2 separate regions of the Homo sapiens genome follow, and region 2 is linked to region 1. A link is a loop called in an ENCODE intact Hi-C map of the cell type or tissue named here. Cell type or tissue: MCF 10A. All regions are shown on one strand. Each heading gives the region's core, and the rest is flanking DNA. Links, peaks and the distances in the headings are about the cores only.

Evidence for each region. Hi-C counts contacts between places; a loop is a spot of excess contacts. Peaks named below come from ENCODE experiments on the same cell type or tissue, not always from the same donor. Only the 100,000 strongest peaks of a DNase experiment are listed, where the experiment ranks them.
Region 2: a loop joins it to region 1, with 4 times the contacts of the local background. A loop is called at or near these places in 3 of 110 quality-filtered maps.

What each region holds. Positions count from the first base shown.
Region 1 is chr20:39,871,758-39,877,146 of GRCh38, reverse strand. No RefSeq gene overlaps it. Among named protein-coding and RNA genes, the nearest start is that of LINC01370, 130 kb to the left of the region's middle. In MCF 10A, for the core only: a CTCF peak has its summit at 2,873 (motif pointing right); a DNase peak (open chromatin) is centred at 2,906.
Region 2 is chr20:39,771,806-39,777,194 of GRCh38, reverse strand. LOC105372614 (a long non-coding RNA gene) reads right to left here. Exons shown (of 6, transcript XR_936714.3): 5 at 5,348-5,389. Among named protein-coding and RNA genes, the nearest start is that of LINC01370, 230 kb to the left of the region's middle. In MCF 10A, for the core only: no CTCF peak of the experiment used is centred there; a DNase peak (open chromatin) is centred at 1,954.

The DNA of each region.
Region 1 (5,389 bases), core at 117-5,116:
TTCCTCATGAGTTTCTCCTAATGACCAAAGTGATGGGAATGAAAGTAACCTCCTATATGCTGGACACTGCTCTGATGAGGTGTCTAGCACATATCCTTACAAGAATCGTGGGACACACTATGTTTTCCATTTATAGATAAGAACAGTGGAGGCTAGTGCATGTAATAGACCTAAAACCACAAAGTCATCTAGTGCTAGATGTAAAGTTAGATATAAACATGAGTCTAATTATTCAGTGCAATGCTTAAGAGCGTTGCTTAGAAGGCTGAATTCCTGGATTCAGTTCAGATTTGCCAATAGCTTGCATTGTAACCATAAAAAAGTTAATTTACCTCTCCAGACCTCATTTTCCTTATGTACTAAACAAGAGGAGTAAAGGTTCCTGCCTCTTGGATGTTGTGATGACACATGAGATAATGGCTGTAGAAGATTTTAAAAGTATCCCACGCAAATAAGTGCTCAAAAGCTATTTGCTGTCGATATTACAATGTCAATGATCCTTCCACACAACTGCAGATTGTTCCTAGAAGGTAAAGAGTTGCCCAATTTCTAATAAATACTAGAGAATACTAAGGTATATGTGGATGTCCCAGCTGGACTGTTGGTCTGATTTAGATGATCATCTTTGGGTAGAACAAAGGGTCCTTCCCCATTCAAAAGCTGCCAGCCCTGAGTGTGAGAGGATGTGGGGTGAGAAGAACTTGCCATTTCTGGGCTGAGGACTGAGGTCTGCCTTCCCCACATTACCCTGGTTATGGTGACATTGATCTTTGGCACCAGAAGGTCCGGTAAGCATCAGCCCTACCAATGACTGGGAGTCTCAAGGACATTCTAGAGTGGAATTCCCCAGTGCCACTTCCCTATCCTTTGCCCTTGTCTGGTTCCATAGACAAAAAAGAGAAAAAGAAGGTTGGCAGGTCCTTCTTCCTGCTAAATGGTCCCATCTTTGAGCCATTTATTTCTTTATTCATTCAACAAAGTTTTCAACATTTATAATGTTCCAGCCATAGGGTTAAATGCAGCACAAATAACAAAGAGAAAAATAAAGACACGTACAATTGCACATGTATAAGTTCACTGCAGGAAGAGTGCTCAGCCCCTTTGTAGGCTTCACTGTGGATCGGAAGTGTGGATGTCTACACAAAAACACACCACAAGCAAAGAACAGGGAGCCTTCTGTTGATGTGGATGTCACTAATCATTTTATGTTACCCACATGGAAAACTCTTATGCCTGTTTTTCCTGTTCTGCTCCCTGCCCTTGGGCTTCCAAATTTTGCCATCTCAACACTTCACTGTTCTGCTTCTTTCACACAATTGTATTCCCCTGACTTCATGTCTGAGCTTACAGGGACTGTCAGGCAGGCCTCCAAGTTAGCCCTCATACTTTCACAAAGAGCAAGTCTGCATTTCCTTCATCCAGAACATCAAACAGAGTGTCTCCCCTGGGCCCCTGATATCCTTGTTACCACCTCGTTAATGACTGTATGGGGGGAAGTTTTATGAGGCATCAGGGCTGATGTAAACAGATATGGGAGGATGGATGTCTTCTTGCCTGCATCATCATGGGGTAAAAGCAGTACTGACCCTCTTGTGTATCCTCCCAAGGCATCAGCATGAACTTCCTGGGCTTTTACCCTGTGCTACCATTTGCTCATGAGTCTGGGGAGATATAAGAAGGCAGTTTGTTCAATTCCCACCTATGAGTGAGAATATGCGGTGTTTGGTTTTTTTTGTTCTTGCGATAGTTTACTGAGAATGATGATTTCCAATTTCATCCATGTCCCTACAAAGGACATGAACTCATCATTTTGAACAATGAGAACACATGGACACAGGAAGGGGAACATCACACTCTGGGGACTGTTGTGGGGTGGGGGGAGGGGAGAGGGATAGCATTGGAGATATACCTAATGCTAGATGACGAGTTAGTGGGTGCAGCGCACCAGCATGGCACATGTATACATATGTAACTAACCTGCACATTGTGCACATGTACCCTAAAACTTAAAGTATAATAATAATAAATAAATAAATAAATAAATAAATAAATAAATAAATAAAAGAAGGCAGTTTGCTGGAGGAGTTTGGTGGCTCAACCTCAAAGCACACTGGAAATTCATGTGAGGATAGAGTGTCAATCCTTCCTGCTGTCATGGTGGCTGCAGTGGAGGGTTACAGTATTACAGTGTCCAGAATAGCAAAGGCATGGCTACCTCAGTTTCCAGATAGTGTTACCTGGTAGTTGTAGACAGAGTGCCCATCACAAAGTGAATGCTTAATAAATCTTAGTTGAATGGGTGATTCAATAAATTAATAAATGAGTGAGTGATGGGAGGGGTGCGGAAGTTTCTGTTCTCCTATGATGACAAGAGTCAGTACAGTCTCGAAACAGGGGTTAGGGTGGACAAGAGCCTGACTCTGGAGGTGACCCAAGTTAAACTGAGTTTTGTTTGTTTTGCAACGGGAACAGAGCTTCAGGGCAGGTTTCTAATAATTTCACGAAAACTGAGTCATAAGCCCAGGCATCAGTACTAAGCACAAATAACTGGTGTGATAAAACAGATAATAATGGGAAAAATATATTAAGCTTCTACTATATGTCAAGAATTTTCCAAATGCTTTACATTTACTCTTCATAAGCAAACACTATCACATACATATTATTTTTATTTATGAAAAGGAAGAGAGAAGTTAAAAAAAAAAAAAACTCTTCCATTCTTCTAGTGCTGAAGTTCAAATCCAAGTAGTCTTATTTAGGAGACTGCATTCTGAAGACAACTACAGGGGCAGGGAAAAAATTCAATTGAGTGGGCAGGTGAGTGTTTAGGGCTGCCCCTAGACAAAACAGCAAGACCATGCTCAAACTCCACCCCTAGGGGGAGCTAGACCAGAGCTAAAGGGTTGACTCAGGCACTGGACAGCGGTGTGATTGCACGTAGCCATCTGCCTCCAGGGGGTGGGCATGGAACAAGCTGTGTCAGGCTGCAGCTGTGGACAATGGTGGGAAATGATGCTCCTGACTTTCACTTTCCTTTCCCTCAAGTCTCTAAATCACCCTCCTATCTACTCACGGAACATCGGATCTCAGCTCCATGCAGGTGGATCCCAGATATACATTTTCATTTTTAATTTATCCTCCATGTTTCTGTTGCACATTTCCAAGTTCTTTCTGATTATCTGCCCTATTTCCTGTCAGCTCCTCAAGCTTGACTCAAAGTTCAAATCTGGGCTCATCTTTCTACACAGTTCGAACAGTCTACTTTCCCCACTCGTTTTGACTGTCCTTGACACTACCATTCTCTCACTTTTAAGAGAACCAGAGCTCAGAGTCTCAAGATTCATCTCTTTTTCTTTGCACAATAAGAAATCATTGATGAAACCCTGTTAATTTTCCTCTTTTAACTTAAGAAATATTATTACTGAAGGTTCTGTTAGTTTTCTACCTCTGCAGCTGCTCTTTTGTCTGCATCTCCACTCCTCTGTCCATCCATGAGTTCAGTTGCTTCTTGTTTAAAATAGTGCATGGATTCTGGATTTATTCTTGCCTCCAGTTTCTTTCTCCTTGGTTCCATCTTCTACCTGGTGCCAAACCGATCTCTCTAAGTACTTTTCTGAATATGTCACTCCCCTGAGCAGCAAGCTTCAAGGGCTCTCCATTGCCTGCCAAATAGCATCCAGATTCCTTGTCATGGCTTTTCACATCCACTTAGATCTGGTCTCAACTCAGTGCACATTTATTGAGTCCTACTTAGTGCCAGACCCTGCACTAGGTGTTGTAAATGTAAAAATAAACCCTGCATACTTCCGGCCCTTGGAAAAGAAAAGGAAGATAAGCTGGTCCCACAATCTCTAGCCAGTGCTTCCCCCAAATCCTGCCCACTGCTGAAGGTGTAAAGTTGGATTTTTGCTGTTCTCCAAAACTTCCTCAGCACTTTCTTACTTTTGTGTCCAGGAACTTCCTCACTTCAATCTCTGAGTAACCCCTAACCCTCTTCTGCTGTAATAATTTTTCCTTCATGAAGAATCCATGAAGCAGACACATTTGGAAGAGGAATGCTTCTTGGCAGTCACCTTTACACATCTTTTGATGATGGATCATGATCCATGTGCATTATAGCTTTGTGTCTACCTATTATCTCTCCTACACTGACATTCTCATAACTGATATATAACAGAATGCTATTGCATACAGTATTAATTTATGCATGTTATTAAAAAGAAAAATACATGATTTTTGGTTACATTACATTCAACACAATTTAATAGTGTTCTCTCCTGAATGCTTTCTTACAGACTACCAGTTGCATATTATGCATTAAGAATAGCCAAGAAAACAGTGGAGTATGTATTTTCAAAACACACTGAAATATAGGATATTTTCTTTGCACTTATTTGTTTGTTATATCAGTTCACAGACTGGACATGGTGGCTCACTCCTGTAATCCCACTTGGGAGGCCTATGTGGATCGCTTGAGGCCAGGAGTGCACGACCAGCCTGGGCAACACAGTGAAAACCTGTCTCCACATACAAAAAATAAATAAATTAGCTGGACAGGATGTGGTGGTGTTTGCCTGTAGTCTCAGGAGGCTGAGGAGGAAGGATTGCTTGAGCCCCAAGAGTTTGAGGCTGCAGTGAGCTATAATCATGCCACTACACTCCAGGTTGGGTGACATAGTGAGATCTTGTCTCAAAACAACAACAAAAACAAACAAACAAACACAAACCCAAACATCAATTCACATCCATCGTCTGGTATTAGTGTTCTACAAAACACAGTTTTAGGAAGCACTGTCCTGGAAAGTAAGATCATTGAATAATAATGTTAATAGTAATACTTTTTTTAAAAAGGTTTTTATTTGTTTTATTTTTAATATTTGCTCCATGGTAGCCACTGTAGCAAGTGTTTTTATATCCAGGTTTTTATCTAACTTTCATGACAATCTGATGTGTGGATGCTAATTTTAACCCATTTTTCAGATTAGGAAACAGAAACTCAGAGCAGTTAAGTAACTTCCCAAAGTCATTATCATTAGGGAGGTAGTAAAATTGCAACAGGAGCACATCACAGCCTACCCCAGAGCCTGTGCTCTTTGAAGGAGAGTCTGTTTTTAAAACTTCTGTATTCCCTGTTCCTCCAAAATTCATAACAGCCCATGATTCTTGAACACACTTGTGATTTCAGTTTTGCAGTCAGATTTTGTATTTGTGCTTTGATGCTTTACAGCACAGACAGTAGAAAGAATACTGGTACCCTGCTCCTAGTCTCAGGAGACCTAAGTTTATGACCCCAAATCTGCCTTTAATTAACCATGTGTCATTAGGCAAAGAATTTCTCCCCTCTGGGGCTCAGTTTCCTCAGCTGTAAAATAAAGTGAGGTTGGACTCA
Region 2 (5,389 bases), core at 79-5,078, 100 kb after region 1:
CTCACACACTTCCCCAGCCTCAAATGTCACCTCACTCTCTTGCTTTCCTTAGTTATACTTTTCAATCCATTTGAATTCTTCCAAAAAGGCTTTGTCTGCTGAACCTTCCTGTATTATCCATCACTGTGTACCAAATTACCACAAATATAATGGACTAACACAACATGCATTTATCATCTTGTAATTTCTGTGGGTCAGCAACGAGGGCACAGTTTACATGGGCTGTCTGGTTCAGGGTGTCTCAAAGTATAACTGAAACCGTCAGCCAGGGTTGAGGTCTCATCTGAAGGCTGCACTGTGAAGGATCTGCTTCTAACCTCATGGAGTTGATGGCGAAACTCAGTTCTTTAATGGCTGTGGGGCTGAGAGCCTCAGTTTCTCCTTGGCTGTAGTCTGCCCTCATTTCCTTGCCAGGTAGGCCTTCCCAACATGGATGCTTGCTTCTTCAAAGCCAGTGAGAGTCTACTAACAAGATGGAATTCACAACTTTACATAACCTAACCATAGACGTGGCAGCCTATAAGTATTGCTGTATTGTATTGGCTAGAGGAAAGTCACAGGTTCTGCCCACACTCAAGGGGAGAAGGTTACATAATGACGTGAATACCAGGAGGTGGGGATCATAGTGCCCTCTTAGAAGCTGCCCACCATATCCTTTTTGTTAAATTATTTCCTTAATCCATAAGCTATTTTTAACTACTCCATAATAGCATATGGAAGAAACTGAAAGAGTGATAAGATACGGCCATTTCTCTTCAGTTATAAAGGAAATGGACAATGCAAGGAAGTATGAGGTAAAAATCTCTAAACTTGCTGCAAAGTGTTCATCCCCTCAGTTCAGAGGAGAGAGAGAAGACCTGAGGTTGGGGTTCTTGTGAAAAGCTTAATGAAGGCAGCAACATTGGAAACTGTAGGTGATACTTGGAGGACAGGCAGAACTCAAAAGAGCAAAATTGGTAGATAGGGAAGAGGCACATTCTAGGTGATGGCAAATCCAAGAGAGATGAAGGTGTAGGAGATGGGCAGAAAATAGAAACTATTAGATTGCTGCAAAAGTCATTGTGGTTTTTGACATTGAAATTAAAGGCAAAAACCACAATGACTTTTGCACCAACCTAATGGTTTACTGTACTATAAACCCCCATAAATAATGGAAAGCAAAGGTGAAAACAAGAACAGGTCAAAATGGGTGGCTGGAGATGCTGTGGCCATCAGAATCAGCCAGACAAAGACCAGGACTGTCTTATCTTCTCTATCCTGAGCTCTCAGTACAAGTGCTGGATACACCTGAACAAATAAACCAACTGGGAAATGCATTTTGAAATCAGGATTACTAACCAAGAGGATTGCAATTGTCCTGTAAGAGGGAATCACTGGGACAACATTGGGCCACTGCAAACTAAATCTGTGACTCAGTTTCCTATTCTGAAAGTGAGAAAAATAATAGAGCCTATCTGACAGGGTTATTGGAAGAACTGAATGAGGTAGGACTTTAAAAGTGTTTGGATAAGGCCTTACATGAAGTAAGTTCAAAATAGCTGTTAACTATTATTTATTATTGTTATTCATAATCTACTTCACCTGGGTTTGCCGTCTTTGGCTCACAGCCTGGAGTTTCTTTGCTGTTCTCTGTCTTTCCTGGCTCAGAAACACAGTGAGTTTCTCTTTCCTGCTGACCCTGGGATACCCCCCAAGGCTTCTCTGAAGGTCCTGCCTTTGTGCCTGAGTCTCTGCTTCTGATGTGGTTCTGCAGAAGCAAACTAGAGCATCCCCAGCCTCGTGGACACCTCCATGCTGAGCTCAGCGCTGAGCTTTGAGGGTGAGTGACTGACTCCCTGGTCGGCACTTTTATTGTGGTTTCCTGATTGGTTCAGGATGGCTGGGCCTTTGCTACCCCATCCCCAAGTGGATTTCCAGTCCTGCCAGAGGCCAAAAGGAGAGTGACTTAGTCATTAGCTCCTCTGGCAACAGCCTCTGGCAGCAGTTCAAGGCAGCTTAGAAAACAGGGCAACAAGTGGCTGCAATATGTATTTCAAAAGCCTAGCACACAAGAAAAGGAAATGAAAACCAGAAAAAGCAGGGATAGTAATGTCTGAACCTGGAGGCACATCCAGACATGATTGGGCATTGCAGACCATGCTCCCAGGCCCTGGAAGTAAGGGATATGGAAGGGTTGTACCAGTAAGGAGCTGGGTCTGAATGGCAAGGCTGAGGCCCAAAGCCTCTCTTCCCTTCTGACATGTGCAAGGCATTAATGAATGAAGACCCTTTGTGCATCCTAGAAAATGATGTCCAGGTACACCTGGCTTAGGGTTTGTGTCCAGAGCACAAGAAGGGTTCCCTATTCTGTGCCAGTCCCTTGCAGAATTCATCTGATTCAAGCATGTTCAGATTTAGGGCTTTGCTGACCAGAATCTTTAGAATTCAGCCTCTACCAGAGAATGGATACACAGGGAGCAATGATGAATAAGCGAGGGTCTCTTCCATCGATTCCATCTTAGGTCATCTAACTCTTACAACACAAAGTGGGTGTTTTTATTGACTCCATTTCACATATGTTGGTGGAAACTAAGGCACAGAGATGTTGCATAACTATTGAATTAATGTCTTTCTTATTTGTCTTCTGCCTATCTAATCAGAACAGAAGTTTCTTGAGGACTGAGACTGTCTTTCTTTTTCATCACTTTATTGCAGGTGTCTAAAACGGTCCCTGGAATGGATCAGATGCTTAAAAAAACAGACTTAATGAGTGAACTTTACCAAAGATCAGAGATTTTGAACAATGCACCCCCAACTCTTAGTATCTACACTAAGTGTTCTCTGATTGGGTGTGATCTGATGAAGATTGTAGTGTTGGCAGGGTCTGGGGCAAGAGAGGAGGGGGAATGTGGTACACGATCACATTTACCAGTTAACGCTCAACTTCAGGAGCTCATAAGAAAGCCTTTATAAAAAGTGAGATGATGGTGTTTACAGTTTGAATGTGGGAATGATCCATCCTTCCTTGAGGACATGACCTTCCTTGGGTTGATCTTAGAACTAAGGGAGATGGTTCCTGCCCATCACTCCAGCCTAATTTTGTACCACCATCACTTCCTGCCTGCCTGCCTTATTTTCCTTCTCATGTTCTAGTGTCAAAGATTTGGGTGGGTAAAGAATAAGATGTGGGGGTAAAATCTAAGCATATCAAAACAATAGTTACTGACTTCAGACACTCTTCTTTACCTCATGCTATTCTTTTTGCTTCCTCTAGAAAAAGGCCAATATTTGGGAGCCTCAAGCCCCTCCCAGTTGTGCTAAAAGGACTCCAACTTTACAGCCAACAACATTTATTGCAGGGAAAATGACTAATGGGAAATACAACTGAGGCCAAATCCTAAAAGCCAAAGCTGGTTCTCACTCAAGAAAAATAAACAAATCACATTAGGCAGGGCACAACCCTGAAAACAAACTTTCATGAGAAAGAAGTTGTCAGTGGGTAAATAGTATAAGGCCTCCTGCAATGAAAGCCTCATCTGATCTTCATAAGGGTTTGTCTTTCTCCGCAGAGAGGCTACCGAGTTCCATTCTCAGTGTCTAGATCTTGGGGTACACACATATGCCACCTAGAGGGCAGGGTGATCCTTCAAGAAAGGGAAACAGTGCTGCCTTCTCTACAAAGCTGGATGGTGGCATGGATCAGGTCTGAGAGCACATGAGGGGCCCTGAATTCTCCCAGCACTCTCTGTTGCAGGTGATGGAAATTCAACTCAGTGAAGCTGCGACAGACCTCGCCTTTGCGACACTCATGTCTCTTCACCCTCACCTCAGTCCACACTAGCCCAACTTAAATTGGCCAGCCCTGCATTTCGTTGCCTGAGGGCTTCCTCTGGTTCTACGAGCCCATGCTGCCACCCACCCACAAGGCAGCCAGAACTTCCAGGAATTGATGTCTCCTGGGATCACAACTCAATAACTGACTAAAGGGCATAGTACATAGATACCCCCAACCCCTCTCTCCACAGGTGGGATAATCTGCAGACACATTTTTATACTGGCTCCTAAGGTTTCCCAAAGAGATTACGCTCCAATTATGTATTGTGGTTACTGCCTGGATAAGAAGACTTTTAGTGACTGTCTTCTGTTCCTTGTTTTGCTTCTCTTCTTTCATACTATTATATCCTAGTATTATCTCTAAGATAAAGAACTTGCACTTAAATCCTTGTCTCAAGGTCTGCTTCTGGGGAAACCAAACTGAGATACTGGTTTAAGAACATAATGGAATTGTTTGGCCTATATAACAAGGAAGTTCATGTTAGTTTCAGGAATGGCTCAATTGAGATTCTCAAGTATATTTGTTATCTTTCAAGTGTGGCTCAGTCCAGACCCTTTACCATCATCATCTTCACCATGAAACTAGAAGAGATGCTCACTGTTAGCCCCCGACATATTTTTATAGCTCAGCAAACCAAAACAAAGTATTTCTATAAAAATATATATTACATATTTTTAATAATATATATATTTCTATGCTAGACATAGAAATATAGATATATAGAAATATATAAAATATTTATTTTTATAGAAATACTGTTATATAAAAGTATTTTATATATAAAAACAAAGTATTTGAATATACATTATGTATTTTAATATATGATATATATTTCTATATAATATATAATTATATATAATATACAGAAATATATAGAATACATGTAGAAATATATAGATAATATATATATTTTCTATATATAATATGTAAATAATATATAGAGAAAATAGAAAATATGTATTTTCTCTATATATATTCTATATATATTTCTCTATATATTCTAACATATAAATATAATTTAAATATTAATAAATATATAGAGAGAAAAGTGTATATTTCTATAGATAAAATATTTTTATCTATAAAATATGTGTATTATATATAGAAAAGATATATATCTCTATATAAATATTTTTATGTGCCTGCATATATATATGCATCATTTCCAGAGAAGAATTTTGGTGGGTTCTGTGGTTATCTGTCCATCCTGCTGCAAGGGAGTGGAAGAATGACATCAATAGTCCCATGAAAAATATTTGCAATAAGGGGAAATGGTTTCACCTAGGAAATTTCAAACTAACTAACTGCAAATAAACAAAAAAGTAATACAACCAGCAAGATTTTATCCACCAAGGTCTTTGTCATGATCTTGTGAAAAGAAGCCTAGGTTGTTAACATAATGGCCTTTATTTACACTCCTTTACCTTCATTTCACCAAGCTCAAAGCAAATACTGCTAATCATTCATGATACTCCCTGTTTAGCCCAGATGTGCCTTCAAAACATTCCCAGCAGTGCCCAGCCATCTCCTTACCTCTCAAACCATCTATCTTCCATTAGTCCCAACACAGCTATC